2 separate regions of the Homo sapiens genome follow, and region 1 is linked to region 2. Evidence: chromatin loops called from intact Hi-C (ENCODE). Cell type or tissue: K562. All regions are shown on one strand.

Region 1 (2,500 bases), 120 kb before region 2:
GACAATATCATCTGTAAGTCTGGGTACTCATGAGTATTTCCAAATCCAAATAGATCAGTTCCATTCTGACTTCCAATGTCTATGTCCCCTTTCAGCAGCTTATCCAGAGACCTGCGTGTTTCAGTGGACTGTATAATGTAGTTGATGGAGGAGAGGGGGGATGTGGAGGGTTCAGCCCCATGGCCTAGAGGAGAAGGGAGGCAGCTCCCTGCTGATTCTAGACTCTGCAAGGTATCCCCTCACTTGTACATCCTCACTTCCCCAACTCTGACTTCATAGATCCCTTTTCTTCTCTACAAAAGAACCAGAAAAGACCTGGTCTCTGCTAAGTCATCATTTGTTTCTTTGTTTAGTTATTGCTTCCATTTACCATTGGATTTAGGAGGTTTATAATAATCAGAATAGTAACATGAATACATGTGAATCTATAATATGATCAGGGAAAACACAGACAATGTTGACACAGTCAACAACAGAGCATCAGTGGACTGTAAATATTCATGCAGTGTTGAATGAATTTTAGTAACATAGATACGAAACAGGTTCACTGTGCACTGATTACCAACTTCTCTGAGTCCAGTGGGACAGAACATCCACACACACACAAGTTACATGAATCAGGTTTATTACTTACAGACAGGCAGCAAGGGACAATGGAAGCCTAGGAATCATTATGAGCGGGTCCCCTGAGGCTCAGGAAAGCTGCCAGAGAAGGAAGGAGTCTTGTCTGTGTATGCCTCACTTGCCCCACAGCTGAGGGACCCCAGAAAGCAACTCACCCTGGGTTTTGTACCCTGGGGGATACATGACTTGCTGTCCTGGAGAACTGAAGGACATCTTGTTTCTAGGCATGACTGGAACAGAGCCCCAGCTGTTCCAGCCAGTCCCTGCCTATTTCAAGATGTTGCCTTCCCAGAATGTTCTACAGTTATCTTGAGAACTGCAAGTGAGAAAAGAGGGAGAACCGGGTCAGTCCAAGACCACCCAGAGAAGTGTCCTGCAATAGTTATTAAAATTAAACTATAAAGTTGTGTTCTTTGTGGCAGATATAGAATGAAAGAAATATAAGCAATTATATAATTTACATTTAATTGTCACAAGGACAATGTGACAATTCCTCTATAGTAAAGACTCTCTGGATGGAGTTTTCAAAAGATTTTTGATAAATCTTCATATAAATTGATACATGGGGGTTCTGTTCATAATTATGCTATAACAACTAGTCACAGAACCCTATTATTAGGCTGACTATATGTTCAATATATGACTATATATTGACTAATATATAATGTTGTTATTTATAGCAATATAATAACTCTGGGTGGCCTTAGACTGACCCGGTTCTCCCTCTTTTCTCACTTGCAGTTCTCAAGATAACTGTAGAACATTCTGGGAAGGCAACATCTTGAAATAGGCAGGGACTGGCTGGAACACTGGGGCTCTGTTCCAGTCATGCCTAGAAACAAGATGTCCTTCAATTCTCCAGGACAGCAAGTCATGTATCCCCCAGGGTATAAATAACACTGTTATTTATAGCAACTCCATCACGTGTATAGTAGTAGTATGGCAGTCCCCCCTTATCCTCTGGGGATATGTTCCAAGGCCCCCAGTAAATGCTTGAAACCATGGATAGTACTGATTCCTACATATCCTGTGCATGAATGTCCTTTTCCTTCTTCACAATTTCATGGAAAATTCATTCTTACTGTAGATCTTAACAACCTCAGCATACAAGTTTTTTCTTTTATTAAGTCAAGAACTTTCACTTTTTCACTTACAAGAAGTACTTTATGGCTTCTCTTTGGCATATCCAAATTGACACCATCACTACTTTTGCACTTCAGGGCCATTATAAAGTAAAATAAGGGTGACTTGAAAACAAGCACTGTGATTCCACGGGAGTTGATTTGATAACTGACATGGCTACTAAGTGACTAACAGGCAGATAGGGTATACAGCATGGATGCACTGGACACAGGGATGATTCATGTCCCAGTCAGGATGGAGTGGGATGGTATAAGATTTCATCAACGTACTCAGAACAGTGCAAAATTTAAAACTCATGAATTGTTTATTTTTGGAATGTTCTATTTAATATTTTTGGACAGTGATTGGCCATGGGTAACTGAAACCACAGAAAATGAAACCATGGATAAGGGGAGACTACTGTATTGTGTTTGCTTCTGCTATCTTCTAGAGCAGGACTTGGCAAGCTTTGTCTGCAGGGCCAGATAATAAATATTTTAGGCTTTGTGTGTCATATGGTCTCTGTAGCAACTACTCAGTTCGGCTGTTGTAGCATGAGAGCAGCCATAGACTGTGTGTAAACAAATGAGGGTGGCTGCCTACCTCTGTTCTAGAGCATTCTTCAGAGGCAGCAAAAGGCCTAGGGTCAAAGCAAATCTCAGCAAATGTATTATAACAAGCAACCAAGAGTATTTGAGGACACACCTTTCTGATGGCCTGATTTCACACAAAGAGAAAAAGTTAAATTATATGT
Region 2 (2,500 bases):
TTTTAACATTAAAGCCTTAAAAAATTTCAGAACATACTAGAATGGGATATGACTTATTCTTTCAGTTGGTTATAGAAAAATAAAACAAAAAAATTATTCCTGTTACGTAATGTAAGGTAACTAAGAAATAAGTAGTGCAGTAAGCTTAAAGTGATGTCTATTTATGTAAGTGTGAATATATTTTAAACACCATCTGACTATGTTTGTCAAGTTACACCAATGGATTAACCACAGATGTCCATGGTAAGGATGCAATATTTCATCTGCTATGAGGGATATTGTATTAGTCCATTTTCACGCTGCTATAAAGAACTGCCTGAGACTGGGTGATTTATAAAGGAAAGAGGTTTAAATAACTCACAGCTCAGCATGGCTGGGAAGGCCTCAGAAAACTTGCAATTATGGCAGAAGGCAAAGGGGAAGCAAGGCACTGTCTTCACGAGGCGGCAGGAAGGAGAAGTGCCAAGTGAAAGGGGAAGATCCCCTTATAAAACCATCAGATCTCGTGAGAACTCACTCACTATCATGAAAACAGCATGGAGGAAACTGCCTCCATGATTCAATTCAATTACCTCCACCTGGTCTCTCCCTTGACACGTGGGGATTATGGGGATTACAATTCAAGATAAGATTTGGGTGGGGAACACAAAGCCTAATTCTAAGAATTAAAGAAAGAGGAAAGAAACATGAAAGGTGGCTCAACAGTCAAGGACAGGTTTATTTTAGAGAAAACAAACCTGACAGGGGATTCTGGCCAAGTTAGATCAGAGCCCACTCTCTTACAGACTAAGAGTTTTTAAAGATTTAGGGTGGGAGAGTTTATCAGAGGCTTGGACTGCTTCTGTGTCTCTTCATTTTGCTTATCTGGGAGGGAGAGTTTTGTGTCTGTTCCCATACATCTTCCTGCAGCTGCAGGCATACCCCCCCAGTCTACTTTTAGCTTCCCTATCTTAGTGCACCTGAAGGGAAAGGAATGTGCTTAGTAAGGCCCACTGTTTCACTGGGGTCCATTGTATGAGGGTGAAGTTCGGCAGTTACCCAGGAGACTTCCCCCCCGCCTCCCTCTGTGCCTGAGCTGTCTTATCTGTGTTTTACTGTCTGCTCTTTTCTGGCTGCTTGTAGTTAGAAAAGAAGTGATTTCCTTGAAATGCATGAGGCTAGAAAGGGAGCTTGAACTTAGAGTGGCGGTGTTTGTCCAAGATGACGGTGCTCCTGCTCTGTCATTAACCATATCAGATATTAAAGAAGAAACACATTTTTTTCTAGAAGTGAGGAAAGAATATTAAACAAAAGTGATAGGCAAAAAAGACAGAGAACGTCATCACTGAAATAAGGGCACCATTAATAGGGAGAGCAATAATAGTACTCACTTATTGCTGCTTCAAACCATTATCTTCTATTGTTGGGAATAATGCAATAACCATTCTTATGTGTCACAATCATCACATATATACAAATACACATGTGAAAATACAGATACTGCATGGTGACTAAGCATGTTTGGAATAAATCAAGAGTCTAAGTCACGACATACATAAATCATTTATATCTAAACTGCTAATTCAAGACAGGCAGCGTGGTGTAATGGTTAAGAACATGAATGCTGGAGCCAGATATGTATTCAAATCCTGCCCCTTAATGGTTTCTCAGATATGGCACAAAAAGTACACATAAAGAACCCTTACACTTTGCTAAAACAAAATAAATAAATAACCCAACTAAAAAATGGGCAAAGGCTGGGAGCAGTGGCTCACGCCTGTAATCCCAGCACTTTGGGAGGCTGAAGCGGGCGGATCACCTGAGGTCAGGAGTTTGAAACCAGCCTGGCCAATATGGCAAAACCCCATCTCTACTAAAAATACAAAAATTGCCCAGGCGTGGTGGTGCATGCCTGTAATCCTAGCTACTTGGGAGGCTGAGGCAGGAGAATGGCTTGAACCAGGGAGGCGGAGGTTGCAGTAAGCCGAGATTGCGCCACTGCACTCCAGCCTGAGCAACAGAGCAAGACTCCGTCTTAAAAAATAAACAAACAAATAAATAAATAAATATACTGCTAATTCATACTGGTACACATTTTTGTGAAACATACTAACACTTTTTAAGTGATGCAATCAAAACTCTAGTTACAAGGAAGGGAGAGACATCTGGAAAGGTTGACTAAGGAGCTTGGCAATCCTCTCCACAAAACGCCATGACAAAAGTGGACAAAATTGCCAAAAACAACCAGTTAAAGACTCTGGAAATTTACCAAGGTAATATAACAAATTGGGAAGTGGTTATTCAAGAAAAACTACTGAGGCTTGGAAGCAGAGCAAGATGGCCAAATAGAAGCTTCCACTGATTGTCCCCCGACAGGAACACCAAATTGAACAACTACACACACAGAAAACCACCTTCATAAGAACCAAAAAGCAGGTAAGCAGTCACAGTACTTGGTTTTAATATTATTTTAAGGAAAGAGGCACTAAAGAAGGTAGGAAAGACAGTCTTGAATCACCTA

The links. Hi-C counts contacts between places; a loop is a spot of excess contacts. Peaks named below come from ENCODE experiments on the same cell type or tissue, not always from the same donor. Only the 100,000 strongest peaks of a DNase experiment are listed, where the experiment ranks them.
Region 1: a loop joins it to region 2, with 5 times the contacts of the local background. A loop is called at or near these places in 1 of 110 quality-filtered maps.

The regions. Positions count from the first base shown.
Region 1 is chrX:47,796,278-47,798,777 of GRCh38, reverse strand. No RefSeq gene overlaps it. Among named protein-coding and RNA genes, the nearest start is that of ZNF81, 39 kb to the left of the region's middle. In K562, no CTCF peak of the experiment used is centred here; no DNase peak of the experiment used is centred here.
Region 2 is chrX:47,674,639-47,677,138 of GRCh38, reverse strand. No RefSeq gene overlaps it. Among named protein-coding and RNA genes, the nearest start is that of UXT, 17 kb to the right of the region's middle. In K562, no CTCF peak of the experiment used is centred here; a DNase peak (open chromatin) is centred at 1,008.